Regions from separate parts of the Mus musculus genome. Here region 2 is linked to region 1. A link is a loop called in an ENCODE intact Hi-C map of the cell type or tissue named here. Cell type or tissue: heart. All regions are shown on one strand. Each heading gives the region's core, and the rest is flanking DNA. Links, peaks and the distances in the headings are about the cores only. Region 1 holds the start of Gm51903 (a long non-coding RNA gene). Region 2 holds the start of 0610010K14Rik (RIKEN cDNA 0610010K14 gene).

The links. Hi-C counts contacts between places; a loop is a spot of excess contacts. Peaks named below come from ENCODE experiments on the same cell type or tissue, not always from the same donor. Only the 100,000 strongest peaks of a DNase experiment are listed, where the experiment ranks them.
Region 2: it touches region 1 in a loop (4-fold over the local background); 1 of 42 quality-filtered maps calls a loop at or near these places.

The regions. Positions count from the first base shown.
Region 1 is chr11:69,406,760-69,421,389 of GRCm38, reverse strand. Dnah2 (dynein, axonemal, heavy chain 2) reads left to right here. Exons shown (of 86, transcript NM_001081330.1): 85 at 1-120; 86 at 243-581. The coding sequence ends at 397. Gm51903 (a long non-coding RNA gene) reads right to left here and starts at 5,877. Exons shown (of 2, transcript XR_003949708.1): 1 at 5,606-5,877; 2 at 587-2,401. Kdm6b (KDM1 lysine (K)-specific demethylase 6B) reads left to right here and starts at 5,196. Exons shown (of 24, transcript NM_001017426.2): 1 at 5,196-5,373; 2 at 7,717-7,857; 3 at 12,609-12,726; 4 at 12,989-13,132; 5 at 13,223-13,364; 6 at 13,551-13,649; 7 at 13,746-13,965; 8 at 14,062-14,154; 9 at 14,245-14,406; 10 at 14,490-14,630. The coding sequence starts at 13,228. In heart, for the core only: a CTCF peak has its summit at 1,790 (motif pointing right); DNase peaks (open chromatin) are centred at 1,169, 2,409, 3,319, 3,719 and 1 weaker place; H3K4me3 peaks cover 4,000 bases; H3K27ac peaks cover 3,921 bases; H3K27me3 peaks cover 593 bases.
Region 2 is chr11:70,225,019-70,240,628 of GRCm38, reverse strand. It overlaps 0610010K14Rik (RIKEN cDNA 0610010K14 gene), which reads left to right and starts at 2,715. Exons shown (of 6, transcript NM_145758.1): 1 at 2,715-2,845; 2 at 3,004-3,098; 3 at 3,651-3,752; 4 at 4,418-4,605; 5 at 4,829-4,933; 6 at 5,165-5,425. The coding sequence starts at 2,825. The coding sequence ends at 5,169. It overlaps Rnasek (ribonuclease, RNase K), which reads left to right and starts at 777. Exons shown (of 3, transcript NM_173742.3): 1 at 777-973; 2 at 1,615-1,691; 3 at 2,159-2,506. The coding sequence starts at 896. The coding sequence ends at 2,300. Gm40191 (a long non-coding RNA gene) reads right to left here and starts at 1,618. Exons shown (of 3, transcript XR_879979.3): 1 at 1,435-1,618. It overlaps Bcl6b (B cell CLL/lymphoma 6, member B), which reads left to right and starts at 10,831. Exons shown (of 9, transcript NM_007528.3): 1 at 10,831-10,919; 2 at 11,458-11,648; 3 at 11,920-12,141; 4 at 12,248-12,595; 5 at 12,878-13,002; 6 at 13,556-13,720; 7 at 13,790-13,920; 8 at 14,005-14,142; 9 at 14,486-15,610. The coding sequence starts at 11,470. The coding sequence ends at 14,602. It also overlaps Mir497b, Mir497 and Mir195a. In heart, for the core only: a CTCF peak has its summit at 2,888; DNase peaks (open chromatin) are centred at 1,398, 1,878, 2,808 and 3,708; H3K4me3 peaks cover 2,838 bases; H3K27ac peaks cover 2,902 bases.

The sequences.
Region 1 (14,630 bases), core at 1-4,000:
AGGGTGCTGGCTGGGACCGAAAGAATTCTTGTTTAGTGGAGGCGGAGCCCATGCAGCTGGTCTGCCTCATGCCCACGATCCACTTCCGTCCAGCAGAGAGCCGAAAGAAAAGTGCCAAGGGTGGGAAACTGCCCCCTCCCTATCCCGTTTGGATACTAACCCATCCTCCCTGCTCCAGTTCCCAAATGCACTTGCTCTGATCTTCCAGGCTCCAGAATCTTACTTCTTTTCTTCTCCCCTAGGCATGTACTCCTGTCCCTGCTATTATTATCCCAACCGGGCAGGCAGCACAGATCGAGCCTCCTTTGTCATAGGCATCGATCTCCGATCTGGATCCATGACATCTGATCACTGGATTAAGAGGGGCACTGCTCTACTGATGAGCCTGGACAGCTGATGAGCTCTTCTCTCCTCCTTGAGAGGGTCGGAAGCCCTAGGACCTTGAACTAAAGCTGGATCTCAGGCTTTGACTTTAGCTGAATCTAGCATATAGTGACACTCTGACAGTACCTAGTGGCGCTAGCGGAAAAGGTGGAAGACTTGTATTGGCGCTCAGTGCAGTAAAAACCGTGCAAAACCAAGCCCCAAGTCTCTCAATGATGGTGTTTTAATGTGTGTTGGGGGTGGAGGAAACCTGGAGGAGGGAGGGAAGCTGGGACTTAAGGAAAGGAGCTGCTACAACCAGAACTGAGAAGAGAAAGGTGGCCTATAAGAGGAGGCGTGGTCTTGAACTACTTGCCCACCAGGCCTAAAAGAAGGTGTGACCAAGTCTCCTGGAAAGGATTTGAGCAGGCGGGGTGGGGCTTGCTTTGGAAGGGCGCGCGATGCAAATAGAATAAAAGACTTGTCAGGTAAGGGTCCGTGATGGGCTCTATACACTGCACAGTAACGAAGCCTTGCAATCCTTACTGGGGATTCTTATCTGAGACTACAGCTGAGGGGAGCGGACCGAAGGCAGGGCGGAGCCGGAGAGAGGGACTTCAGCGCGAGGGGCGGGACCACGAGTCGGGGGCGGGGTTGAGGAAGGGGGGTGGGGGCGGGTGTTTGTGTTGGAAAATCAAACTGCGCCACGGGGTGGAGCGGCCCCCCCAACTCCTGCCTGGGAGGGGGGGCCGCTCGACCCCCGAGAGGCCTTGAAGATCCTGAATACCTGGGACCCCCAGAACCAGGTAATGGGAAGCCGCAGGGACTTTTGGAAAGAGGGAGACCATCTCCTTGCAAGGGGGAGGGGCGGGACGTCAGACTCTCTGGAGAGGTCGGGCAAGGCATTTGAGTCTTGGGAAAAGCAATGTCAGAGTCGGGGCGCAGGACATCTAAGTTCCCCAAAAGGGAACAAGGCAAAGGTAGTGGAAAACCCGTGGTCTTGGCTCTAAAGGTCAAAAGGGCCTAAAAGTAATCCCAGTCCCGCTTGGGATGGTGAATTGACACTAGGGCGGGGCTCAGCGGTCCTGAGGAAGGAGACTATAGGACAGTTTGCAGATAGGGCTATGGCTAGGCGCTGGCTCACTGAGATCAGAAGCGATCAGGCAAAGTGAACTTCCAGTTACAGGGCCACTCAAAGGTTCCCTCCAGCTCTTTTCTCCGGGGAGATGTGTATGTATTCTCAACTTTCACCATCCCTCCAGGAGCGGTAGCTTTTCCATCTCACAGCACTCCACCGCACCGTCTGCTCTCGGCCTCGCCTGGTTCGTTCCTCTAGTTGCCGGTGCCCTCCTCCTCACTTTTCCGTCTTCAGTTCCCTAGCCTTCACTGGGCTCTGGCCCTTTCTCCATGCTGAACCTTTCCCACGTAGCCACGAGATGGCGAAGATGAGACGCCCACCAGAGCCGAGGGCCATGCGGGTTGGGGGGGGGGGGCTATCTATAGCTGTGACACGCACCTTTGAGAAAGGTGCGCTGAGGTTCACCTTTGATTCCCTGTCATCTGTCTGGCACCCGCCCCCGGCCCAGGAAATTGTAAGCATATGGGTAAAGTGCAGAAGCTAGGGACAGGGCGAGAGACTATGCTTTTTCCGGCCTAGAATAAACAGTGGTGAAGTGGCATTTGGGTTGAGTTGGTCACTAAACTGCAGATTCGTTTCTGGCTTGTGGCCTGTGACTGTGTCTTGGAGGCTGGAGTGTGGGGAAGGTCGAAGGCAGAACACCTAGTTCCTGGCGATGAGAACTCCGAGAGAAAAGAAGTAATTAATTGAGGTGCGATAGGAACGGACCCAGTGGTTGCTCAGAGTAAGGCTGGTCGAACCTCCGTCGCTTGCCAGGGTTGTTTTCTCAGTTGCCAGAGTAACAGGCTGGGGAACGTCCACCGCCAGATTCCCAAACTCACTCTCTCCAGTCCAATCGGCTTTAGCGGACGTCGACTACGTCAGGGTCCTAGTGACCAATGGGAAGCTGTCATAGAGAGCCTGAAAGAGGGAGAGGGAGGAGGTGGAAGGGGGGGTGGTGGCGGTGGCTACCCAGGATCCGCACGTGCACTCCCACACGCTCCACTCCCTGTACAACCCCTTCCACTGCACGAGCCCAGACAGTCTCTTGCGCCTGCGCGGCGAGTCGTGTGTGTGTCTCTCCCTCCCTCCCCCCCCTTTGCCTCAGGTCGTCAGTCTGTGTTTGCAAACTAGTCCAGGGTTGTGTTTCTCAACCCCTGCGGGCCCAGACGTCTGGGTGGGTTTGCGCTCTTTAGCCGGGTGTCGACTGTTAATGTCAGCCTCTCGAGGGAAGGCCCGCTACCTGTGTTCCCCACCGCCACCCCCAGCTGGCGCCCCAAGCTCCCAGGTGGGCTGGGCGGAGCTGTGGTTTCCGGCCCCCTAGGCTCAGCCGCGGCTTTCCCGAGCTCCGGCAAAGGGTGTTTCCACAAAAGAAAGGGAGTGGGTACAAGCACCCCTTCCCGAGGCTTAACCCACCCAGGCCTAGCTGCAGTTAGTGACAGGGCAGGACACTGTGAGAAGCCCCTTGTGGTCCCGGTGACTTTCTAGGCCAGAGGGTCATTACGCCTATTTTCTTTTTTTCTTGTAAATTCCTGCTTTTGATAGGCAAACCAGACCTTCCTCTTCCCTTCCTTAACATTTCCTCCTCGCACGCTCTGGCGTTCTTTACACCTCCCTTGGCTCCTTTCGGGCTGTCCCCGTCTCCACTCGTCCTTTTCTGCTTCTCCAGAGGGTTATATAACTCTTCCTCTCCGCGTGTCCTGATTTCAACTCCACAGACTCCGCCCTGGAACGGCGCGGGAGGGGCGGGAGAGTTGGGGACCCAGACAGATTCCGGCTGGCGGCCAGCTGGGGCACAAGGGATCCTGCAGATAGCAGACGGAGTCCCGCGGGACTTGGTTGGTGCCCCGTCCCTTAGTCTCCCGCCCCTAACCCGGGATCAAGCCCAGAAGAAAGAAGGCACAGTATTTCCGAGGGGCGTGTCGGGACAGTCAGAAATGTGGGTTGGGAGGTCAAGGCTGGAGGCTGAGAGGAGGAGGCAGGCGAATGACCGGATTCCCTAGGATTGGTTCTGCTGGGGTTAACAGAGATAAAAGCAGGACGCCTGGGTTCCCTCCTTCGTCTCCTTTTTGGGTTCCCAGAATTCCTAAAGCTATTTTCTCAGGAAATTTAGCCAGCTAGCAGCTTCTTCGCCCTGGTAGGAGTCAAAGGTCTGTGTTCGAGGTGGCCTGGGATGATGTCACCAGTGCACGTGCCCCGGGACGGTTGCCAGGCAATGCGATCTCCTCCCCTTTCCATTCCCTCCCACCTCTGCCCAGAGTCCCGTTCCAGTCCCGTGCCATCTCTTTCTCCTTTCCTTTCCCTTGGCATTAGCATCCTGCAGGTGGGAAACCCTGGCCTGGAGTTTCGTGAAGGGGGAGGGGCGCGGGTGTGGTGTGGCCTGAAAGACTTTGCCCCTTTGCTGGCTTGAGAGAATTCTGGGTCTTCCCCCCCCTTCTTTTTCCTAGATTGCCATGGAAAAACTTCCTCTCCAGTCCCCACTACCACTACCACCCCCCGTACTCCCTCCCGCGCGCCCTTGGAAGTGTCTCCTGAAGTCTTTTTAGTTTCCCACCTGCTGCATGGCCCAGTGTCAGGTTGCCCCTTTCCCAGCTTGAGCTGAAGTGGGTGTAGTTGCAAGACAGCTGCCCCTAAGAGAGGAGCTGTATGTGGGTATACACACCAGCCCATCCCTGCGACTCCCGTCACCTCCTCTTACCAAACTGAGGAGAAAGAGTTAGGCTGAAAAGTCAAGGTCTTTATCTGTGTAGGTAGGTGGATCAGCTTCTGGTATTGCCCACTTTTGAGAGAGAAGTCCAGTGATAGTTATGGCTGCCCTCTGTTAAATCTTGGAGTTGGTGATGGTATTACAGAGTCTCCTTTCTTGTGCCTAAGAATGTGGATTGTCGGCTCAAACCTGGATTCTAACCCCAGCTCTGCCACTAAATGGGACTCGGGAAAAGTCACAACCTTGCAGAACCTCCTATCTGCAATCTGGGACATTTAAATATCAATACCTACCTTCTAGCTGATGGGAGGGGGCAGTGAAATAATTTATGCAAAGCATTTAGCACAGTGGTTGGTATAAAATTAATACCGAATGAGTATCAGAAAATACATATTATTAAATGTTGTTAGTTATTATAGTGGGTGGACCTGTTTCTAAAGTAGCCCTCACAGGGGATTGGTTAAAGAGTGGAGAATTCTGCTACCTGGAGTGTGTGTTGTGTGTGTGTGTGTGTGTGGGGGGGGGGTGTCAGGGATTAGCATCGACTACTTTATGTACCTTATTTGATGTGGGCTTTAGCCAGATTTGTATTGCTTTCTTTAGGTTTATTTTTCCCCTCCTTAAAAAAAAATAGCTAAGACTATATTCCTTTGGCTGTTAAAATAATTACGTTGTAGCTTGTGATTTTCAAGCGATACTCTGGTTCCCTCCCATGTTGCTCTCTGGAGCCTTTCATTTTGCAAAGGGACTCCACAGTTTCCCTAGCGGGGACATGGCTAGGCTAAAGGGGTGTGTAAAAGGTTGGGGTGGGTGGGTGGGTGGAGAGAGACTAGTGGGGGGAGGCTGGGGGAGCGGGTAGTTAAAGGAAGAGACCGGAAGGGAGGAGGAGGGAGCCTGCTGGTGGGGAGGGAGGGGAGGAGGAGGAGGTGGAGGAGGAGGAGGAGGACGAGGAGGAGGAGGAGGGAGGGAGGGGGTTGGGGAGAGCCTGCTACAGTTCTTTGTTTGACTCCGGGACTCAGGGACGGGGAGGAGGAGGGAGGGAGGCAGAGGCTGCAAGCGCCGGGGCAGGCCCAGGAGGCAGAGGAGGGACCGTCTCCCCCGCCCCCCAGCCCCCACTCCCCCCCCTGCTGCTTCCCCCTCCCTACCCGGACTCTGGGGGCACCGCCGGGGGACAGACACCCAGCAGGTAACCCTGGCCTGGCTCTCCCTCCCCCTGTCTGATTTTCTTCCACACCCTCCCGGACGACCCCTTTCCGTCTCCCCGATTTCCCGGGCCTTGCCTTTCCCCCCCAGCCCTCCTTGTTCCATTTCTGCGAGTTGGGCTTGTCGCCTGCTGGCTCCGCCACCCTCCGTCTCGTGCAGCCTGACTCCCTTCCCCCCACCCCACAGTGTGTGCTCCCCTGTTCTGCCCGAGGCACCTTTTGGGGTTCTGTCTCAATGTTTCTTAGGCTGGCTTCTTCCGACCAGTCTCATGGGGCTCTGAGGAAGGAGGGAGTCCTTATTCTTTAATGGCTCCCCCCAGTCTCCCTTGCCCCATTCTCCTCGTAGCAGTCTCTAGGGGTGAGAGAAAACCGGAATTTGGGGCCTGATGGAGAGGCAGGGGGGCTGTGTGTTGCTGGAGACAGGGACAGTGAGTGTGTGAGGAGGGGGTGGGGATTTGTTAGAGACCAGGCTGCCTCTCTGATGTCCCTTTAAATGGCCCTTACATATCTGGGGGTTAGGGGGTGGGGTGGTGGCAAGCTGCCTGCCTGGGGGGCAGGGCCCTTGGTTTGTCCACACCGTCAGGGGTGGAAATGATTTAAAGGGACAGCCTTGGTGTGGCCACTGCCACCCTGTGCTGGCAGGAGGGGGAGCTGGCAGGCTATGTCTACAGAGGCTTGGCTGGTGAGCAGGGCATTTGAGGCTGTCTGGGACTGGGCCTCAGGTCTCCAGTCCAGTTACTGTGGCTGGAAAAGTGCAAGAAGGGGTTGACAGCCTGCCCTGAGGGTGCTCAGTCTAGGCTTTCTTCAGAACCCCATGGGTGAGCCCTTTGACTCCATGACCAAGAATCTGTGAGTCTGAACTACAGAACCTGTGGGCCAGAACCAGGTGGGGGCCACTGGCAGATCCGCAGGTCAGTAGGGTGACCTGGGTACTTTAGAGCTGGCCCCTTCAGCTTCCCCTTTTGTTGTTTGGTTCTTTGCACAAGAAGGCCCCAGCCCCTCCTCCTCATGCACATGCCCCCCCACCCCCACCCCAGCTGTTGGGCAGATGAATTACAGCCTCCTGCTTGGGGCCAAGGCTGGTAAGGGATTAAAGTTCTGAGGTTGGCCCTTTAAATGGCTGTTGGCCCTCCCCCACTCTGGTGTCCAGACACCCATCACATACCCTTCTGACCCCCTTGGTCTGGCCTGCAACCCTCCCCCCCTCTATAGGCTAGCCTACCCCGTAGCCACAAATTCTATCAACTGCTGGGTAAGCACCTTAGTCCTGAATTTGCTTCCCTGTCCAGAAGGGTCCAGCCTCTAGCATCTTTTCTCCAGAAGGTCCTAGCCAATCCAGTTTTCTCAGCTCGCTGCTGACCACTGTTCCTTAAGGGCCTTGCTTAGGTCAGAAATAACACTTCCCTGGGGGCAGTGTCATCAGCAGGCACAAAAGCTTGCAGTGCATTGCATCATGGAGGCCAGAGGCCTAAGTCTCTGGGGCAGGGGGAAAGATGGGGGCTGGAAGGCCAGGAAATGGAGAGGCCAGGTAGAGAGCCCGTGTGTCTGGGTCCTGGAGAAAACACTGGTCCCCAAGGAGTGAGTCTGAGGTGAGGGTTGACTGAGGCCTAACTCCTGCTATCAACACCTGAGTCTTGGCCCTAGACTTGTAGTAATATACCTAGCTCTTTGTATCTAAGGATTAGGAGGGAAGAGAGTGGGCCCCTGTCACCTCCTTGGGCCACATGGAGGAAGGAGGTGATGGGGAAACAGGATATGGTTTTGGAGGTGACATGGAGGGAGCCTGCTGCAGAGGCTACTTCCTAGCTCAGGCCCAGTCACAGCTCTTGCGGAGGAAGAAGGCTCCTCCCTGTTGGGCCCGTTCATCTTGTCTGACCACCTGTGCCGCTTGCCAGAACCTGCCTACACCAGCCTAAGGGAACTGGAAGGGTCAGAGTCCAAAAGGTGGTGTTGACTATCTGGTGTCTTGTTAGGGTTGGAGGTAGCAGAACTGAAGGCCTAGGGTCCACATGCCCTGGGGGCAGGAACTAAGGTTGCTTGACAGTAGATGTCCCCTGTAGCTGGGCCTGAGCCAGAATATCAGTCTAGTCAGAAAAGGGCGACGTGGGTTGGTACTGAGGTGCCACCCTATGCTTCCTTACTACCTGAACCAGGCTGCTTCCTAAAGGAAAGGTTGGAAGATGGCTTTTTTCCAGGTTGCCATGGAAACCGAATCTCCCATCTCATCTGACCTCTAGAGCCTGGTTTCTCAATGAGGGGGACCAGGAAGGAAGGGAACTCCTCTATCTTGGGAGATCCCATCTCTAACTGAAATTGTTTTCTTTTAGGTTCCCCCAGGCACCATGTCAGCCTCATAGCAGGACCCACCCCACGACTTCTGCTGTAGCCCATAGGACCCACCCCACTTCTGCTGTAACCCACTGCTGGAGTGCTTGTTCCATGAGACAGTCCACTTCCAACTCCATCTGGTAAGCTTGGCTGCTGTCACCTCCGTCCCCCACGTCCAACTCTTCACCGCATGTTTGGAAATCTTTGCTCTGATCTGGTTCATGCTCACTCATCAGAATGGTCCAGCCCAACTCTGAACCTCCCCCCAACATGTGCTGCTTGAATGGTTCAGCCCTCCACGTTGATGGAGCCCCCTCTATCGCCTGTGAATGGTTTATCCCTGTACTTCACTTGCCTCTCTACCACCTGAAAACCTCTCAGCCCCCACCCCAGTGCTGCCACTAACTCATTTGCAGACTGAAGAAAGCTAGCCAGGGCTTGCCAGCTGAATGTAGTTGTGAGATAGCCCAGAGGAATTTCTTGTGAAGGGGAAGGCATTTCCCCCCATTCGTGGAAAGGGTGCTTAGGAATTGATGTGAGGAGATGTTACAAGCCACTGCCCTGAGCTAGCCCATGTTACGGCCTCCTGCGTATCGCCTCTGAGTGCTCCTCGGCCCATTCTCTCTGTGGTGCACAGTATCACCGTAGATTTGCTTTGTGCACTTAACTCAGAACACCTGCTTTTCCTCAGACCTGCTGCTACTGGCAGCTCTCTTCCCGAGGCCCGCTTCATCTCCCTAGTAGAAGGGAATTTTCCCTAAGCCAGAAACCAAAGTTCTCGGATTCCTCATTGCTTTTCCCCATTGCTCACTGGGTTTCTTGAGTAGGGCTATTTTTTCCTATCTGTCCTGTTTAGCGTGACAGTTCGCACATTGAGGTGCCTTTGTAGATTTGTGTTGAATGAATGTTTTAAGGGAATGTCATGCTTCACTGCCAAGAAACCTACGGCTTCTGAGATCTGCTGCCTCCTACCCACACCTACCCTGGAGGATGAGACACTTGGGATAGTAACAGAGGAAGGCTGGTCTAGGAGGTAGCAGGCAAGGGTAAAACTGAGGGAGAACAGGCCAGAAGTAGTGTGGAAAATGTAGCCCACGTGTCCGCTCATTTCAGAATGATCTTGGTTGAGTTGTCGAGCCTTCCCCAGCCTGTTTCCTCGTTCCCAAAATAGGGTAATCAAGGCCCTCCTCTGCCAGGTTTTTGGGGAAGAGTTAAAAGGTCAATGTAAAAGGTGTTTTTTTTTTTTTTGTTTGTTTGTTTTTTGTTTTTTTAAACACAGTGCCTACCATTTGGTAAATGATAAGCACTTTGCATCATGATAACTGCAGGAAGCTGTGAGGGTTCAAGTGAGGATGTGGAGGAATGGGGCTGAACCTGACTGAAGGCAGACAGAGTCCCAAATAATCGACTAAGCAGGACCACTGACCCAGTAAGTCAGGATCCAGGGGGGTAAGGAGAATCCCTCAAGCCTGGCTCCGACGTTCCCCTGGCTTTGAGAACGTGGAAGAAAGCACAGAAAGGCATGTGCACAGACAGACACACGTGATCGCCACAGTGCTGCAGAGGCAGACCCAGACAAAAGACTGAGACAGGAGCCAACCAGACACACAGACAAGAGACAGCCTAGCAGAGTCATGTAGACAGGGATAATGACAGGAACGCGCCAGACACAGGCACAGAGGGAGACAAGATGAGCAGATATGCAGGTGCAAACAGACACCAAGACCCACACACAGTCGACCCTGTTAGACTGATTGGTGAACACAACGCCCAGTCAGAGGCAGACACAAACACCCGCAGTGACACATAGCGGGCCAGCGCGCCGGGGCAAGCACTGTCACTTCTCGATGGGGGCGGGGAGGGGCCGGCGGCGGGGGAAGGCTAGGGAAGGGAATCCCGGGCGGGCGGCCTGCCCGGGTGGCTGAGTCACTGCGGAGCCCCAGCCCGCGGCCCTCCCTCTCCCACCGGCTCTCCCAGGTGAGAAGCGAGCCGGCAACTTAGTAGCTTTCCGCCATGCAGAAAGAAGACTGTGAAGGAATGGGACCCGCGGGGGTCGGTCCTGGATCCGCCCCACCTTCGAGCCGGTGCGTGCTGGCTTAAATGCATGTTCAGGAAAAATCGTTCTGCGGGGTCTGGTGTCTTTGGTCGTCCAGTGTCTGCTTGCGGGTCGCAGGCCTCGTGCCAAGCGTCCCTCTTATACCCCGCGTTCCGTGAGCTGCGCGGAGGGGCTCTTCTGACCCAAGCCCAGAGAGAGTTAAGTGGGTGTGATTGATGGAGTAGTTCTCTCCTGGGACTAAGGGAGGTGTGTGTGTGTGGGGGGGTCGGTTAAAGTCCTAGAGTCCAGATCCCGGATGCGGGAGGCGGAGCTTGGCTTTACCGGGAGTGCCCGGATGGAGAGGGCGTGGTTTCGACTCAAGTGGAATTAACCCTTTCTGGGCGGCCGGCTTTTGGGGGCTGTAGGTCGGGTTGGGAAGGCTGGATTGTCAGCCTCAGAAGTGTGTCGGCCATCCAGCCTGGCCCTGGACGTGTGCGTCTGCCTCCCGTCTGTCTTCGAGGAGTCTGTGGGTGTCTGTCTTTGTGCTTGTCCCTGGTTGTCCCCTCCCCTTGGTTAGTATGAGCACTGGGAGTCGGGGAGGGCCATTCCTGCCTCAAAGCGAGAGTGGAGGTGAGAGTGGACGGCGAGGCAGCCGACGGCGGCGGCGACTGAGGAACAGGTGTGAGTGCGGCGGCGGGGCTGCCCAGCGCGGGGTGGGGCCGTGAGGGAGACCGAGGGGAAATTCCGCGGGACCCGTGGTGAGCAGTATGTGGGTTGAGGAGTTGTGTCTGCCTCTGACTGTGTGTCTGTGTGAGTTGAGGGAGGCGGGGGCTGAGTCAGTGGGAACGGGGGATGGTTTTCGTTGTGACTCACTCCCCCCCCACCCCAAGCCTGATTCAGACCCTGAGAAAGGCTTTGTTCGTGGGGCGGATGGGAAGTCAGGCGCCTGTGTCCCTGGTGGGGGACACCGATTCGTGGTAGTTGGCGAGATCGTGCTTAGGGTACAGGAAGTTTTGTTCTGGAGCGCTCTGTAGTCCATGGTGTCGTCGTGGGAGGTTGTGGATAAAGGCTGAAGATCAAGACGGCTGGAGGGACGGAACTCTCTAGTTTAGGGAAAGCTGAGTCAGTTCCCCGTGGGAAAGGGGAAGTGTCATCATCGCAGAAGGGGAAGCTGCATTTCCTGGTAACTAGCAGAGTTCTGGGCACCGCTTCCTTAGCCGGGATCTGCTTCTTTGACATCTGGTACCCCGAGCTGCCGTTTGTCTATGACTGGTTTCTCTACCCCCGCAGGGCTTGATTGGGGCACTCAGGTTGGGTTGCACTTGACCACAGTTTAGCGTTGTACGCGTCCCAGGGATTGGTAACTGACAGACTGCAACCTAAAGAGAGTTCTGACCGGAGCTCCGCGTGAACGAGTAGTCCGCGGAACGCAAGGTCCTCCCGGGGACCGGACCGGAGCAGCCTGCAGGATCTGTCGGGTCCAAGCACATTTCACGTACAGATGACCTTGCCCCCAGCGGGAGGAAAGACAGTTTTCGCCAGAAACCCTTCTGCCTTTGTGGGCTGGCTGGAAATTTCCTCCCGGTGCAGACTTCTCGGCCAAGGCGAACTTTCCAGCCGCCCCCAACCCCTCGCCGCGCGCTCGCTCTCCCCCGGCTTCCTGCCCGGCGCTTTCTCCAGCTGGAGCGCTAGCCCCGCCCCCGCGGCTTTGTACTCGACACTAGCCTCTCGCCGGTCTTTGTACTCTAGACTCTCAATGGACCGATCCCGGGAGCAGAGTAGGCTCCCTACCTGCCGGGACCTGGGGTATGCGCAGGGAAGCAGCTTCTGGGCTCTAAGATTTGAGAAGGCAAAGCTAGGATTAAAGGGAACGTGACTAGGAAAGGGGAGTACTGTGCCTGTTGTGGGTTCAGCTTCGACGGGAAAGGAGTAAAGGGGAGGGGGGTGGCGTGAAGGAGGAAGTGAAACGGGTTCTGTGTTCTTTAAGGGAGTAGGCGGTGAGAGTGGGACAGGGGTGATGTCACTGCCTGTTGGGCCCCGCCCTCCTCTCCCTCCCGAAGGACCCCCCCCCCCTTACACACACCGCTTCCGCTGCGCAAGTAGCCACGTCACGGGCAACCCCCGAAATCCCCCCTCCCTTGGGGGGGGTGGGGGCCACGTGGGCCGTGGGGAACCGCGTGGCCCCGGCAGGGAAAGGGCACAGAGGATACAGGAGCCACGCGAGAGGGGCCGCCACTCCACGGTGCGCAGCTTCCCAGAAGTTAGAGGGCTGGGGGAACTGGCTGAGGGGGTCGACCGATACTGAAGACTCAGAGCCGGGGAAAGTGGAGGAGCTGGAGGAACTTGGTATGAGACTGGGGACTTGACCATGATATAGGACGGGGTCAGGCGCTGGAGGTGGAGCATTCTGATAGAGGCGCGGGAGGGCCTGGGTGCTGGATTTGCTGATTGCGAGATTTCTACCGGGGTGATCGAGTGGAGAGTCAATCGCTGAGTGATGTGAAGTAAGGAGAGCTAGTGATGCCTTTGTCTGCGTTTCGCCTTGGTCTGCTGTCCGTCCTTGGGGTGGATAGGCAGAGGACAACTTGAACAGTCTGGCGGGGACCATTGCCAGTTCGGTGGATGTGTGAGGCTTGCCCTCAGGTCGGCTCGTGAATGGTTTCCTCACTCTCAGTCTTAGCTTGCTGTTACTGCCCTGAGGGCTACCAGTTTCTGATCAGAGATGTGGACCCTAGGTGGGAACCTTGGGGTCACATCGGGGTCACCCTAGGGTGAGCTTGTCTGACCGGCCCTGCCGCCCCTCCTCCTGAGGCCGCTCAGTGCCCGGCTAACCTTACTCCTATTGGTTCCTGCTAGGCTGTTACTGAGGCGGAGACAAGGGTGATGATTGGCTTTCTGTGGATAGAGAAGTCTTGTGATTGGCTAAATTTCTGAAGCTCTTGAAGCTGTGAGAGGACGCTCCCACGGAGGCTGGGTAAGCAGGCGCGCGGTAGGTCGCCCTAGTGGCCCAGGATTGGGAGCCTGTCAAACAGTGCAGTGGCTGGGTTGTTAACCGTCGCTGACTCCCCGCTATTTGTGCCATATTCCTATTACCCACTTGCGCGATTCTAGGGGCTCTTGATGCTGATGTCTGTCCTGGCGCCTTGCCCTCAGTCTTCCTGCACTGACAGTTCAGATCAGCCTTTGGGCCCTCGCTGTGTTGGCAACTTCAGTACACTCTTTTCTTCTCTCTGTAGAATTGGTTGCAGAAGGCCAGAGACTGTCACCTGGAAACAGTGGGCACTATTGTTAAGGGCAGTTGGAGCTGGACCATCGTGCCAGAGAGCTGGGGCAGGGGGCCGTGCCCCATCTCCAGGGCTCCTGGGGCCACTGCTGACCTGGTAAGGGAAAGATTGGAACAGGTTTGGCTGAAAACATGGCTGAAGGTTTTTGCTTCCCTGTTAGAGCATGATCTCTTGTCGCTGATTTAGGCTGGATGCATCGGGCAGTGGACCCTCCAGGGGCCCGCTCTGCACGGGAAGCCTTTGCCCTTGGGGGCTTGAGCTGTGCTGGGGCTTGGAGCTCCTGCCCACCCCATCCTCCTCCCCGAAGCTCATGGCTGCCCGGAGGCAGGTGAGAATGTGGCTTTATCTCCAGGCATTTCTCTCCCAGTCTTCTCTGTCCATTGCTGTCATTTTCCACGAGTTTCTGTTCTGTTGTGGGTCCAGATGCCAGTCTCATCTGCTCTTCCCTCTGACTACTCCATTCTAGGGGGAAGCGTGATTCTGGCAGTACCTAACAGAGCCTTTCTCTTTACAGATGCTCTGCCAGCGTTGGGCAGCCCCCACTCTCAGCTCCTTTACCCCCATCTCATGGCAGTAGCTCCGGGCACCCTAACAAACCCTATTATGCTCCTGGGTAAGTGGGGGATTCCAAAGTTCTAGGATTGGAGGGAAATTGGGGCCTTAAAGGTTTCCCCAAGCCTGATGATCCCCAATTCCTTCCACTCTGTAGGACACCCACCCCAAGACCCCTTCACGGGAAGTTGGAATCCCTACATGGCTGTGTCCAGGCATTGCTCCGGGAGCCAGCGCAGCCAGGGTTGTGGGAACAGCTTGGACAGTTGTATGAATCAGAGCACGACAGTGAGGAAGCCGTATGCTGCTACCATAGGGCCCTTCGCTATGGAGGAAGCTTCGCCGAGCTGGGACCCCGGATTGGCCGCTTGCAGCAGGTGGGACGAGGCAGGACATTAGGTGGCTAAGTTGTGCCTTCTAGCACAATGTCCCCAATTAATCTTCCTCTGCCCTTTGCCCTTTGCCCCTCCCAGGCCCAGCTCTGGAACTTTCATGCCGGTTCCTGTCAGCACAGAGCCAAGGTCCTGCCTCCCCTGGAGCAAGTCTGGAATTTGCTGCACCTTGAGGTGAGTGAGGCTGAGTAAGTGACTGAGAGAAGGGGGTCACATGCAGCTGGCTATGCTCATGCCACCATGGCTCTCTCTTTTTTTTTTTAGCACAAACGGAACTATGGGGCTAAGCGAGGGGGCCCTCCAGTGAAGAGATCTGCTGAACCCCCCGTGGTCCAGCCTATGCCTCCTGCAGCCCTCTCAGGCCCCTCAGGAGAGGAGGGCCTTAGCCCTGGAGGCAAGCGCAGGAGAGGCTGCAGCTCTGAACAGGTAGGGAGGTTGTACATGGGTCAGCAGGCAGAGTGGATGCCCTGGGGCAAGGAGTAGGATTTTCACTTTCTCTTCTCTTCTAGGCTGGCCTTCCCCCAGGTCTGCCACTCCCTCCACCACCCCCACCCCCACCGCCTCCACCACCACCACCACCCCCTCCACCACCACCGCTGCCTGGCCTGGCTATTAGCCCCCCATTTCAGCTGACTAAGCCAGGGCTGTGG
Region 2 (15,610 bases), core at 1,161-5,160, 820 kb before region 1:
CAAGTCACAGCTTGTGTCTTGTCTTACTCAAAGAAGCAGCAGGAATATTTCTGTTTATTTTCTCCTTTCTCCAGTACACTTAGCAAGGCCGCTTTCCTTCGTGCGTCCAATGAGTCTGCCTTTCCTAGTCCCTTATTTTTCCTGAATGTAGCATTTACAACGATACTGCATTTCAAGTGAAGCATTTGCAGGATCAAGAAGTCAACTATTTAAAAGCGTCCCTCAAAGCAGGATGCTTAGCCTCAGGAGGGGACTCTTCTATTTTCTTTTCAAAGTGTCAAAGCATCTTTCAAAAGGGAGACCTGGATAGAAGCGATAGGCCGGCACATCGAATCTCCAGGACTCGCTTACCGGTTTTCCCATCACAGAAGACCACCCAAGACTAAGAAGGTATGTAAGGATCCAGACGGCCCCAAGCTTCTTGTCCTGACATAACAATCCTAACACAATTCAACTCAATTGTGGACTCCTTCCTGACACCAGGTTACAGCTGGTTCCTGGTCATGTGATCCAACAAAGTAGGTCACGTGAGAAGCCTGCTCCTTCCATTCCAAGCCGGGGTAGGCGACAAGTGATAACACTCAGGCCCTAGCGTCTGCACCACTCAACACTTCTGCCACTCGGTTCAAGCAAGACTTGTAGAGTTTCTGCTTCTGTTTCCGACACCGTGTCTCCTCTCCCCAAGCTTGGCCCACCACGCGTCACAGCGTTATCTTCTGAAAGTCACCCCTCAGAGTGGTCGGCGCCCGAGGCCACGCCCCCCCCCCCCCCCCCCCGTCGCTCTGCGCCGCGCAAGTCCCCAAATCCAGCTCCTGTCCTAGCATTTCCAGGGTTCCCTCTCCCGGCTTCTGTGCTCCGCTCAGTCTCCAGCGATCCCTCCCTACCTCCGCCCTCCATGGCGTCGCTCCTGTGCTGTGGGCCTAAGCTGGCCGCCTGTGGCATCGTCCTCAGCGCCTGGGGAGTGATCATGTTGGTGAGGGGACTAACCCGCGAACGGGTCTGAGGGGTTCTGGGGTTGAAGGGCTGGGACACGAGGAACCGCAAGCCTTAGGAAGCAGCAGACTGATTAAGGGGCTGACTAAATAGCCGCTGGAAAACGAGACGGAACTCAGATCCAGACAACTGGGGAACTGGAGCGAAAGGGTGCTGGGGCAGGACCCTGGGAATGGGAGCCAGCTCGGGCAAATTTGCGGACTCCCCAAGGTAAACAAGAGCGAGGTCCCTGAGACTTGCGTGAGTTGAATGGAGGCGAGGGTGAAGTGTGCTTGCCCCCGAAAACGGTAGCTGAGGCCTTGCTTCCCCAGGGCCCTCAAGGCCGCCACTTCCAGAAATATGAAGTGTTTCATCTCCATCTGCTCCCATGATAATGACGCGCCTCGGAGAGCTGTTTGCCATATACCTCCCTATACCCAGTCACTCTTCCCAAGGTCCTACCTCACGCCCTGTTCCACATGGCTGAGTCCGAATCCAGATACAACCACCAGATACAACTAGCCCTTTCTAGTTCATCTCTGGCGCAAGTGTTGGGCCAACATTAGACAGGGGAGGAGCCTAGGGAGCGACCAAAGAAGTAAGGTAAGAATTTGACAACCTATCTATTCCTTACTCTTCCAGATAATGCTCGGGATATTTTTCAATGTCCATTCTGCTGTGTTAATTGAGGACGTTCCCTTCACAGAGAAAGATTTTGAGTAAGTGGTCGGGTACTTGGGCGAGTTGGGCGTGGATGAGGAGTAGCATGGTTTGGGTTTATGGGGAGGACACTTCTGAAGACTGGACATTTGTGGCCCTAGGTTGGGGACTTCAAGAAGAGGGCTGCTCTCTACAAAGTAGTTGGGTGGCAGCACGCAGGGTCCTAGTTTCAATCCCCAGCGCGAGAGACAGAGACACAGAAAGGCATGTACTTAGGAGCAGTCTTGCAAGCCACGTTTCCATGGCTACCCAAGCCCACCAGCTTAGATGTGGCCTCTTCCAATATTTTGCCTTCCTGCTCCTTGGTCTACCTCTGTAAAATGGTTACCATGATAGAATTCATTTGGTATGCTTCTTGGGAAGACTAATAGGAGTTAAAGTGCTTTAGCATGGTGTCTGATGCATAGAACTTGCATATTGGATGCTCTGAATGGCTGACATTTCCCTGCTCGCTCGCCACCTTCAGGAACGGTCCTCAGAACATATACAACCTGTACGAGCAAGTCAGCTACAACTGTTTCATCGCCGCGGGCCTCTACCTCCTCCTCGGAGGCTTCTCCTTCTGCCAAGTTCGTCTCAACAAGCGCAAGGAATACATGGTGCGCTAGAGCGCGGTCCGCCTCTCCCTCCCCAGCCCCCTTCTCTATTTAAAGACTCCGCAGACTCCGTCCCACTCATCTGGCGTCCTTTGGGACTTGTGACCCTAGCGAGACGTCATCCCTGGCCCTGCAAAACTGCGCCCAGCCTCTGGAGGAGACCGAGGGTGACCGCGCCCCGTTCTGAACTACAATAAAAAGAAGCGGTTCCCCCTAAGCTTGCTGTCTGTGCTTTCAGGGAGGGGCGGGCCCGGGCTGGAAGGGGCTGAGACCGGCCTCATCGAGGAGTCCGGACCCTCCGACGGAAGTGGAATGAAGCTAGCCGGAAGTGAAGCAACGTCTTCCACCTCGTCTTCCTCCGCGCGGCGAGGCCCCTTGAGTGACTGGGGAGAGGTCGGGTCTCGGCCAATCAGCTGCAGGGAGGGCGGGACTTCCTGCGCGGGAGCCCGAGCGGCCGGCTGCCGGGCTCTCCGTGGTTTCCAGCTCGCGTGGTGGTGGTGGCGGCGGAGCGTCTCCGTGAGGAGGTGCGCGGGGCCATGACGTCAGCGTCCACCAAGGTTCGACCTCCCTCGCGGACTGCGCTCCCTGGCGGCCACGGGAGGGTGGGCCCCCTGCCTGGCTCCCGGCTGGTGCGCGCTGGGCGGGGGGCGGGCGGATCCGAGGCTGGGGTGGGACGGCGCGCTGCCGGCCCCCCGTAATGCTGCTCCGCCCCCAGGTTGGAGAGATCTTCTCCGCGGCCGGCGCCGCCTTCACGAAGCTCGGGGAGTTGACGATGCAGCTGCATCCAGTCTCGGACTCTTCCCCTGCCGGGTACGTGAGACCAGCCTAGGACCTGGACTCCGAGATCAGACGCTTGGACTCAAGTCACAGACACGACCCTCTCTAGAGCAGGGAGATAGAGTAATTCCCCTGTGCCTGGCCCAGCTCAGTGTAGGTGGTAATTGTTGAATTAGTGGATGACAGGTAAAGAGACTACCGAGGCCACAGCCCTCCACTGCAAACCGACAGAATGTCTGCCACCTACCCCAAGCCCTGTGGACTCCCTCAAACTGCTGCCACACATCTTTCAAGGGTTGTGTTTGTAAGGCCCCTACTTGTTTCATTGGTTTCCGTTGGGTTGTTTATGGAAGCTGTTACATGATGAAGTGATGTTTTCAAGTGGCCCTGGATGTAATTTCATGTGGCCAGCGATTTGTCCCCAGGGCTTTTTTTTTTTTAAAAGGAGGTCCTTTTTATGAATCTTTGAAAGGTGCCCCTAGAGACTAGGGGGAAGAGGCTGCTGGCTGTGGACGGAATAGCCTGTGGGCTGGTTCCACACATCCCTCTTCCACTTTTGTTATCACCCTTCTCCCCTTCCGACAGTGCCAAGTGGACGGAGACGGAGATAGAGATGCTGAGGGCTGCTGTGAAGCGCTTTGGGGACGATCTTAATCACATCAGCTGTGTCATCAAGGAACGGACAGTGTGAGGGAGGGTGGCTGGCAGAGAAAGGGGAGGGTGGGCAACTTTCTTCCTCCTGACCCATTGTTCTCTCTCAGAACTCCCAGCTCAGCATCTTTCCTACTTTGTTCCTAGTTTTGTTAGCATTTCCTTGAAGACTGAGAGACTGTCACTGTGGCAGTTGGTCGGAAGATCAGGAAATGCAGTGGTCACTAGGGCCTGCAGAGAACTTTATTTTCATGGTGCCCAGATACTCAGTGGTTGTGTTTGATGATAAGAGTTCCCTAGCTATTTATGTAAATCCTTTGAAACTGGCATGTCCAGGGGATGCATTCTGAACTAATTAGTTGGTCAGGTTCTATGACAGTCTCAGTCTACCTTTATGTCACCACAACATACCTGGTGGTCCTACAAAACCATGCATCTCTCCCAGAGGATCATGAAAAGGGCCTTTCTGGCCACTCAGTTCAGGGACTCCATTCATCTTAATCTATTAGCCCTAAGTGGATGCAAAAGTTCTGAACGTGGGGGGGGGGGGGAGGACCCTTATTACACATGAACTGGGGCCTTGACCTGGATATCTACAAAGGAACTCCTAGAATTCCTTCAGAGTGGCCCATTATTCCCTCCCCTCCCCTCTTCCCTCGGCTTCTCTGATGACACCCTAATCTGCTCTCTCTCATCTTCAGGGCTCAGATAAAGACCACTGTGAAGCGAAAAGTGTATGAAGACTCCGGCATCCCCCTTCCAGCTGAGTCACCCAAGAAAGGACCCAAGAAGATGACGTCCGGTGTCCTCTCACCTCCAAACGCCCCTCCACCCAGCAGCTCCAGTGTCCCTGAAGCTGGGGTTCCTCCCATAAAGAAACAGAAGGCTGGTGAGGGCTGTGGAGTTGCTGCCTAGGGTAGGGGTTAAAGGTCCTATCTGAGATTCAATAAGAGAATTGGGCCTGGGTCAAAGAAGGAGAGACGCTTCTCTTCTGTACGCTGGTGATTCCAGAGTGGGTAGAGGGATGTGTAGAGCATGAAGCTTTGGCAGACTGGGAGGAGGGAAAGACAGCAGTCAGGGAAACCTAGAACTTAGCCTATGCCCCCTCCCAGATGTGACACTCAGTGCTCTGAACGACTCCGACGCCAACAGTGACCTGGTGGATGTCGAAGGGCTAGGAGAAACTCCTCCAGCCAAGAAACTCAACTTTGACCAGGGTAGGAGTCCTCCTCCTCCCACGCTGGCTGGGGGTGGGGAACATACTCACCTGGATGGTAGGGGAGGGTCCCCACAGAAAACCCCTTTCTGGTGCAGGGGCCTCAGAAGGAAGATTCAGTGCAGGGGAATGGGTCAGTTAGTAATACGGCGTTTGAGGAGGTGAGGGTTTTCTTGGAAAAATCCTCCACGCTTGCTCCATCTCTGTCCGTTTTCCTTCCTGTTCCAGACAGCCTGACCCTGGACTCTGGCCTCCTCACCACCTCCGCTGATGCTCCTCTCCTCTCCTGCTGAGCCTTCCACCTCTGACCCTCATTGTTCACCCTGGACCTGTGGATCACCTGGGACTCTAAGCAAGGACTGCCTGAGAGAGGGTCAGAGGGCTGCTGGAGCCATCCACCTCGTTCCTGATAACCATGTGCCCTCGCCCTTTGACTTCTGTGTGATGGACATTTTTATACAGAAAATTATAATTAAAAAAGATTCTCTCAACATGGTGCTGCCAGCTGCCGTTCCCTCTCCTCTGCTTCGCCCTCGGGGCTTGGCCCCTTCTCAGTAGCTCTCACCACCCTGCCTGGAGCAGCACAGCCAATATTGGCAGACTCACTTCCCCATGCCAATATTTCTGTGCTGCTAGAGCCAGGAGAGTTGGGTGTGGGCAACAAAGACTCTACTTTGCTCTGTGGGGCCAGAACTCATTACCAGGGTTCCTGATAACTGGTATCAGACAACCTGGGGGTTGCAGAGGGGCTCTTTCCAGTGTCTCCTGTCCCACCTTGCAAGAACTTCATCACAATACCCTAGACGGTGTGTGTGTGTGTGTGTGTGTGTGTGTGTGTGTGTGTGTGTTGCTTCTCCAGGGTGGCCTCCCAGGGCCAGGCTCATCGGTGCCTCCCATACCCTCGCTCTAACACCACAGTGTGGTTTGGACGTGGCCACAGTGCCGTACAAACCACAGTGTGCTGCTGGGGCGGGGGCAGGACTGGGGTGGGTCGAGAGGAAGACAGCACAGGCAGTGCCGTGAAGACCCCCACCTAGAGTGAGACAGAGGTGTGAATGGCAAACATGGCCCCCCAAAAAAGCTGGGGGGGGGGAACAATCAGGAACCAGCAAAAGTAGTTTAGCAGGCAAAGGATAGGGCCCTGGCAGATGAGTCCAATGTGATAAGCTTGGAGCATTCTTCACCTCTGTAGGAATTCAGCTCTGGGGATCCTTAGGAAACGGGATGACTGGGGAAGACCAACAAACTGCCTCCCACAAAGGCAGGGACCTAAGGTTTCCTGTGTCCATTCCTCCCTCCCTAGGTCAGAACCCAAGAGAAATGCTGGAAGACACAGGGCCAAGGACAGCAGGGTTGGGAGTTGGCAGTCCAGAGGTGGTGGGGCTGGAACACGGTTGAGAGAGGGGGGCCGGAAGTCGCCCTGGGCCCTGGGCCTGCCACAAGATGGAGGCCAAAGGCAGGAAATGGAGGCCAGGGAGAAAGGGATGCAGCAGAGCCCAGGAAGAGGCTCATCTGGACCAGAGGGCAAAGTATTCAACCCCAAGTGCTGCTTCCATTCCCCATGGTCCCCCAAGACCCACGCCCCACCCACACAGCAACACTCATTAGCCCATTCACCAGGCCCAGGCAAGCAGGCCCACCCCTGAGAGCCACGTTTAAGCAAAGACAAACATGCCTTTTCCCCACCCCCAACCCTAGGCCTTCCCATAGCCCTTTCCTCCTGTCCAAGACTTGATTTTAAAAAGAACCTCCCAGAAGGCAAAAGTTTCTTCTGGAAATTTCAAAACAAAACAAAACTCTGTAAACCCTAGATATTAACCTCCCATATCTCATCCCACCTTTTAGCACCACCAGGCTTCCGACACACCCCCCCAAAACTCTTAGCAATCAAAAGATTTAAGATGGTGTGTGAAGCAATCTTTTTAGGCCCCCCTAGTATGCCAGACCCTCTCCAAGACTACCAGATCACCTATATCAAGCCCTGCCAACGCCTCCTGCTCCTTGCACCCTCCTGGACCCCCAGAAACAACTGCTGTCCCCCAGCTCCCATCCCAGCAAAGCTTTTGTGGGGCTAAAAAAAAAAAAAAGCAAACACTGTCCTAATGTCTGTAGGAATATTGGGGGCTCTCAAGTCTCAAGCTTTGGTTTCAGTATGAGGTGCTACGTCTTAGGGGTACAAGAGAAAGCTTCTCTGGTCATCCCCCCAATTTCAAGAGTTACAAGGCGCAACCCCACCCCAGCACGCACCTCCAAACCTCCCCCCCAACCGCCACGTCTCTCCTGAAAACAGGGGACACTTTCCTCCCCACTTACCTCAGCTACTCTCCCCTGAGATCCTGGTCCCCTATTTTGAAAGGAGCAAATTTTGGGGTGCATCCCTCACATTTGGGGTGCAGGAGAAAAGAGACGCCCCAGTCGCATCGCTGGCCTCCTTCCTCTCAGCTGGCTCAAGGACTGGGGAGTGCCCTGGGGTGGGGGACCCCCACAAGAGAGCTCTGGAGGGGTTCCTCCACTCCCAGTCAGAACTGGGGACACCCCCCCAAAACCCGTCCCAGCCCATCCGTCTCCAACTCGGCGGGAGAGGCAGCTGCATTGCCCCAGTCAGATTCCCCCAACACTACATTCCTCACCCCATCTAGAGGGATCCCGGGGCCCCCAAAAAATCCCAAAAAAATCTAGGATGTTGGGAAGATGGTCCTGAACTAGCTACCCAAATTTGGGGTCCTTAGATACCCCCGTTTTTTCAGGAAAATTCTGTCTTTCTCCTGCCTCCCGCCAGCCCTGCTCTGTCCCGATGCCAATTTTGGAAGTCACTCCCTCCTTCCTCCTCCCCGTTTCTCCAGGCCCCCCCGCTTGGGGGCTAGGGTCCAGGACACCTGGTTTCCAGACCGGGGGACACTCTTTAGAAGGCTAGGGGCCAAGAGGTCAAGCTCATTGCCCCTGTCTCAAGGAAGCAGGAAAGCCCGATCCTCCCCTCCCCTCCCCTCCCCCCTGGCTGGTCTCGGTGGTGGTTTAGGAAAGCCTGGAGGACTGGAATCTGCCATTGCTATTGCACAGGCAGTTTTTTTTTCCTTGAGTTGGGGGGGTGGGCGGTGGGAGGGAGAGAGGGGAGGAGAGCCGAAGAGAGCAGGGACCTAGGCGGGAATATCTGGCCTGGCTTACCCTCTAGCCCCTGCTGCCGTTGGAAACCCCTCCCCCGCCTCTCAGTTCACCCTCATTCCCAATCCTCTGTCTGCTTTCTCTTTGGGGCTCTTATCTTAAAATATCAGGGTGCAAGATTCACCCCCCCCTTGTAGACCATCACAGCCTTTCCTTGCCAGTTTCAGCAGCACTGTTAGTCAGAAAGTACCCACTTTAACAAGAGACACCCCATCTCCTCCAAACGGATTTTTTCTTCCATAAGAAATCGGGGTTCAGAGTATGAAGCCACCTTTCCCCCCTTAGCACAACAGGTCATATTCCAGTGAGTCTATGATGGACCACACTGCTTTTTCCAGGCTTCACCCTTCAAATTCTGGCCTTATTTGGGGGTTCACTAATTTTTTTTACAATCTGGGGTGCCAGGGGACTATCAGCAAAAGATAACCTAAGTCAGAAGTGTGCTTTAGAATAGGTGAACCTCCAAATCAATTTCAATTTATGACCCACCTCTCAGCTTCACCAAATGTGGCCAGTGGCAAAACACCCAGAAACTGGATACCCCCCAAACTATCCTTCTACCCTGGGGGGGCTTCTCAATTCTCTCCTGTGGAGGAGTTTCACACATAAACATGTTCACAGGAATATCCAACCCTCAAAATGAGTTTCCACAAGATTCAAATACAAAACTTTGCCCCCCCATCAATCAAGCTCTCAGCTACAGAAAGCCTTCAGATCCTCTCCTAGCTTCTGGCTCTGCCACCAACTCAATGTAACTGGGCTCTCTAAAAAGCCCCAAGTTGACCTTTATGTCCCCAAACAATCTCATCCAAACCTTGAAACAGCACTTGGAAAGAGACTATGTCCCCCAAATTAGTTGCGTACTCATGCTCCCCCAGTAGACCAGAAATTAGAGATGGACAGTCTCACATGGGAGCATCAAATCCCTCCAAACCCCCGAACTAAGACATCTTTAAAACCAGCCCCGCACCTCCAATTTGCTATCAGCTGTCGAGACTAAAAACAGGCCTTATTGACTACAATAACTTCTATGGCAAGTGACACCCCAAAACTCAGAATAGCTAACTCTGTCCTGACATCAAAGCCCTTAATGTTTTCACCTCAAATTTGGAGATGAAAATTGGATAGAGACCAAATAATCTTCACAAAGTAAAGCCACATCGTCATCCAGGGTCCCTAGCTATCCCCAACCCCCAGTTGGTTTGCAGTTTTGTTTGCTACGTTTGCTTAAAAAAAAAAAAAATCAAAACCAATAAAACAAACAAAATGTACTCCACCCCCAAGAACAGAAGGGAGAGGCCTCAGGCCTAGATATGCTGGTCCATTCTTGCACAACTGCTATGCTCCAAACCCCAAACTCAAAGAGCTCCTGCTTTGTACCTGGGTTCAGCTCTGCCCCTCTTCTTCAAAGGAAACTTGTCCTTCTATCCCAAGGCTCCCCAAACAAAATCTAAGGGTGTGGTCCCTGCCTAGCTTCTGAATGAAGTACTTAGCTACCAGGTTCCTCCTGCCCTTTCTCCTCTGTCCTCTCTGTTTACTCCGACCAATGCTCATATTAATGTTCATTGAAAATTCCTGTCTACAAACATCTGGGTAGAAGGGTCTATCAAATTAGAAAACAAAACAACTGTGTTCCCAGGCTCAAGACCCCATCTCATCCTAACCACTATGTTCATTCCAAAGCCTTCCATAAGAGTTCTAGCCTGAATTTCCTGCGGAGACCCTAACTCTTCTGTCTTCGATCTACTGCCCCACAAAGAGACAGAGGTGCAGAGGAAACTATCAGAAAGAGAAGGCAGCTGAAAGTTTCCTGTAGCCTGGACCGAATGCATCCAGCTCACTGGTCTGAGCACATCACCAGCCAGGAGACCTAGGGGCGAAGCGAGGCTGGTGCTCGACCGCCCTCTCGTGGAAGGATGCAGACATTGCCGAGCTTTGCCTACTTGCCGCGCTGGACCCCGGCGTCCCGCCAGACTCTAAGCGCAGCCGACGGGCGGGTGCTCGAAGCCCTAGTAAGCTAGGACTGATGGAGAGCGTCAGGGCTTTAGGCGGGAGTCTGTATCTCTGGATCCCTATAAGGGTTGAGAAGAGAGTCGAGAGTAGGAGGCCGGACGCCTAGGTCTCCCGAGCGTCTCTCGGTCCCCACCCGGGGTTTTCCCCACCTCCTCGAGGGGAAGCAGCTGCAGGAGCCGTCCGGTCTCAGGACAATGGAAGGAAACGAACTAGAAATCATATCCGCCCTCTCCTTACCCCGCCTGGTCAGAGCTCCACCTCCCCCTTTTCTGGACCTTGCCTGTCAATCACTCCTCCTTCTCCCACTATCTGAGATCCACTGGAGTCCACTAATGCCTCCCCAAACCCGATACCACTTGGACTGTCTATTTTCTTCCTGAGTCCAATACATTAGAAAGAGGAGTTTTAGGATATTTCCTTTCTCCCTCAACTGGCTGTTGGCACACGCCTCCAAAACCCAACACTCCAATACTCGCTGTCCCAGCTCCTTCGACGACATAAGCCTCCCATATTACCACCCTCCGCACCACTAACCTCCCCAATTCTAATATCCTCATCCTCGGGTGCTTATTTAATGAACCAAAGCCATCCACGATACGACCACCCCGAGATTCTGAGATACAGTTTGAAACGGAGACCCCGCCCCGGGCTCACCATCTGGAGAGCCTCAGAGGAAGGAAGGATACAGACTCACGGGTTCACCCCACCTCCACCCCCGCCCCCGCCATCCCGGCTGAATAAAGGAGCAGAGACCGAAAGAGGAGAGAGACCCCGCCCCCCTCGAGAAGAGAAGCCGCAGCCCCTGCGGGACAGGGGTAAGAACCAAACCCTGAGGGTATCAGATTTCTGAGTCTCCAAAGAGGGCTTGGGGTTAGTTGATAGTAATAAGACCTGAACCCCAGGAACTGTGCTAAGAAGAGATGGAAAGTATTGGGTCTAGCGATAGGAGTCGCGTAGATGGGTGTGGGCTGCAGATCATATTTGGTCCCCCAGGTAAAGTCTGGTACCTGTGACCCAGGCGCCCGGGGAGCAGAGGAAAGGAAGGTAGTGGATGAGGTAACTAGAGTCGAACCAACGCACGGCGCGCGGGAGTGCGGGATTCCTCACGCTCGCCCTCCAAGCGGTGGAACGAGAGTTTCTAACTTGCTCCAAGATCTCCGCGATCCAGCAAAGGGAAGGAAGGAAGCAACCGTTTAGGGCAGAATGAACGAGAGGAATTAAGTGGTGATGCTGAGTCCGCTATCTGATGGCGTTGGTTGGCTCTAGGGGTATCCCAGGTAGAAAACATCAGAGAAGAAAGGAATCTGTTTTAGTAATGCCTAGATCCTCTAACTTTTTCGGTGGCTGTCGCAGGCTTAGGTCGCTATGGGTTCCACAGCGGCCCCAGAGGGAGCTCTGGGCTACGTCCGAGAGTTCACCCGCCACTCCTCCGACGTGCTTAGCAATCTGAATGAGCTGCGCCTGCGCGGGATCCTCACTGACGTCACGCTGCTGGTTGGCGGGCAACCCCTAAGAGCGCACAAGGCAGTTCTTATCGCTTGCAGGTTCGAGGGGGTAGGGCACCTGGGGACTAACTGGGGAAAAAACAGAGTAACATGGCTGTTGAGAGGTAATCCAAAGCATGAGGGAAGCTGGGAATAATGGTCCACACCGGCAATCCCAGAACTGGAGAGTAAGAAGGGGGGAGGAAGGAAGAAGGGAGGGGGAAGCTTGGGAGAGCATCCAAAAATTGAGGCAGCAGTGCTAGTGGGGAGGCAAGACTCTCCTTTGGTCTCCCGGCTCCTAACATGACCAACCCATCTGCCCTCTCTCCAGTGGCTTCTTCTATTCAATTTTCCGGGGCCGAGCGGGACTCGGGGTGGATGTACTCTCTCTGCCGGGGGGGCCAGAAGCCAGAGGCTTTGCTCCTCTTCTGGACTTCATGTATACTTCAAGGCTTCGCCTCTCTCCAGCCACTGCCCCAGCTGTCCTCGCAGCTGCCACCTATTTGCAGATGGAACACGTAGTCCAGGCGTGTCACCGTTTCATCCAAGCCAGGTAAAGGAACCATGGATTTGTATTCTCCCTAGCAGAACTAGTGCCGGGAATAAGGGCAAAGGCAACGACTAGGAGACGGTGTTAATGATCATCCTACTTTTTCTAGCTATGAACCTCTAGGCATCTCCTTGCGACCTGTGGAGGTAGAACCCCCAAGACCCCCAACAGTCGCTCCACCAGGCAGTCCCAGGCGCTCAGAAGGACACCCAGACCCACCTACTGAGTCTCGAAGCTGCAGTCAAGGTTCCCCAAGTCCAGCCAGCCCAGACCCCAAGGCCTGCAACTGGAAAAAATACAAATTTATTGTGCTAAATTCTCAGACCTCACAAGCAGGAAGCCTGGTTGGGGAGAGTTCAGGTCAACCTTGTCCCCAGGCCAGGCTCCCTAGTGGAGATGAAGCCTGTAGCAGCAGCAGCAGCAGTGAAGAAGGAACCACGCCTGGTCTCCAAAGCAGGTATAGAATCTATAACTCCCAAGAGTTTTAGAGTCTGGTCCACTCTAGGAGGCAGAGCCATTGAGTAGGCCATTGTGGCACCCTCTGAACCAGGTTTCAGGGATACTAACCCAGCTTAGGGAGTTGGCCAAAGGCCAAAGGTGGGACTTAATGATCAATATTGGCTCACTTCCAGAAGACAGGCCTTGAAGTCTGTATATTCCAGAAAAGGGGCAGGGCGGGGGGAGCCAGTGCCCCACCCCCAATCCCTAACCTTTTCTATGGCTCTTAACTTCTGCCTAGACTATCTCTAGCTACTACCACTGCACGATTCAAGTGTGGAGCTCTAGCAAATAACTCCTACCTCTTCACACCCCGGGCTCAAGAGACTTCTCTGCCAGCTTCTAAGCAGGCTAATCCACCGCCAGGTAAGAGGCTTTCTCTTCTGGCTTCTCTCCTGTAGCTGATCCAGGTCGATTTGGACCAAAAAGACCTCAGAATAGACCTATTGAATAGTCCCAAACTTGACTGCATTGGACCCCCTCTGGGTAACGTTCACCCCAGCAGTCAGAATGTCTGAGGGTGAGGACCAATCATAAATATTTTTAAGCTCTCTATGTACTTCCAAAAAGCAGCACAGTTTGGGAATTTCTGGCCCACCCAATCCAAGACTGAACGATCTGCCCAGAGTTTGGCAGGGCCTCTCTGGCAAGCCAGAAGGAGGCAAGAAAGGAAAGAAACAGAAAGCTCCACCCACTCCACACACTGTCAGCACCATTGAAATTAGCAGCATGCTACTAAATCAGTCGTATCTTACTGACTGACTGGCCACGAACAAGCCAAGTGACCGCCAGTAGCCTCCACAATAATTTAGGGGTTAAAAGGGCCAGCAGACCCTACTAGTGTACTGTTGTAGATTTATGGGTACCTGGGGGGAGTCCTCAGTAAATAACTAAGATTGTCATTGTTCCCTACCCTTAGGAAGTGAGTTTTTCAGCTGCCAGAACTGTGAGGCTGTGGCTGGGTGCTCATCGGGGCTGGAGCTCTTAGCTCCAGGGGACGAGGACAAGCCCTATAAATGCCAGCTGTGCCGATCTGCCTTCCGTTATAAGGGCAACTTGGCTAGTCACCGCACGGTGCACACAGGTAGGAGGGGGTCTTGGTCTTCCTGACCACCGCTCCCGTAGGGCGATCTGACTGTCTTCCAACTTGCAGGGGAAAAGCCCTACCGCTGCTCCATCTGCGGAGCACGTTTTAACCGACCTGCTAACCTAAAAACACACAGCCGCATCCATTCCGGAGAGAAACCGTACAAGTGTGAGACCTGCGGCTCGCGTTTTGTTCAGGTAAGGAGAAGGCTGGAAGGCAAATGGGAGGAGCGAAGAGGGTTCCGCCCCTCCCCAAGGTGATCTCAAGGCTCTGCCCTTTAGGTGGCACACCTACGCGCACACGTGCTCATCCACACCGGAGAGAAGCCCTATCCGTGTCCCACCTGCGGAACCCGCTTCCGCCATCTACAGACCCTCAAAAGCCACGTTCGCATCCACACCGGGGAGAAGCCATACCACGTGGGTACCCTATACAGCCTAATAATGGAATTATCCCTCGTATACGCAGGGACGAGTCTTGCCAGAAGTGCTAGGAATAAGCGACAGCCTAAAGAGCCCTAGTGAATCAGAGGCTTGCACCCGGGAGAAGGGGTGGAGGTAATTATGTGCCTGGACTAGGTGCTGTTGTCCCAAGGACCTAACAGTTGTTGATGCTTTTGTTAAGAAAGGCAAGGCCTATCTCCTGGGCGCCCCCAGAGGACATAGAAAGGCTGATTGTCAGCGGAGAGCTAGACAGTTCCCGAGTCCTAAATGAAAGGTGGTTATGGAAAGGTTGGGACCTGACAGACCTGTCCTCCCACAGTGTGACCCCTGCGGCCTGCATTTTCGGCACAAGAGTCAACTGCGGCTGCATCTGCGTCAGAAACACGGGGCAGCTACCAACACTAAAGTGCGCTACCACATCCTCGGGGGACCATAGCTGAGTTCCCCCCCACCCCCAGCCAAACTTCGCTCCCTAGGGGCAGTGAAAGCTGTAGGCTCAGGCTTGATTTCCCTGATGGTCCTGATATGGGGGTGTGCCGGGTTACCCTGGTATTAGAAACTGCTGACACCTTAATTTTGTACTGGGGAAGAGCGGGAGGTGGCAGATCCTGGCTAGATCTGCCTCTGTTTTGCTGGTCAAAACCTCTTCCTCATAATCCAGATTGGGTAGCTAGGGGCTTGGGGGGTTGGGGGGGACTTGCTCTCTTTAAGGGAACTTCCCCCTCCATTTCAAATGGTTTATCTGTAAATATAATTTATTGAGGCCTGTAGTTGGTACCAGGGCCTTTATTCTGTTTGCATTTCCGACTTTCTTCTTCCACAAGTGTGATCAAAAAAGACTGGAAACACAGAAGGGGAGGGCACCACTCTGCTGGCAGAGATACCTAGTGCTTGGCTCTCTCCTTTGGCTTGAGTGTCTTACATTGTTTTGTTTTGTTTTTTCCCCCCCCTTTTCCTTTCTAACTTTTCTTTCTGGAATTGTCCTGTCTTTCCCTCCCTTTGTTTGCTTGTTGGTTTCTCTCCAGTTCTAGAACTGGATCCTTTAGTTTTCCTGGGCTTAGCCCTGAGAATATCGAAGGTTGGGTAATTTTGGTATTTTGGATGATGAAAGCCCTGTAGCAGGCCAGACATGGAAAGAAACCTTTCAGCTTTTTGAGGGTGATGGGAACCTTTTGTAATGAACCCAAAATGTAGATAATAAACTCCCCCTGAAGGCTGGGAAGGTGGGAGCCAGAGCCCGCATCTTCCTAAATGGAGGTGAGTTGTCTCCACCAAGGAGGCCCAGCATCAACGGTTTGCCTGGGTTCGAATGCACTAAGTTCATCCATCAGACCAAGCTTGCCTAAGGGTTTGTATTAAACCCATAATCCTCTCACCGGGCCTGACTTAGTATCTCCTGAAGATCCTTACTAGAGACTACAGGACCGTTTCTTATCTGTCTGGG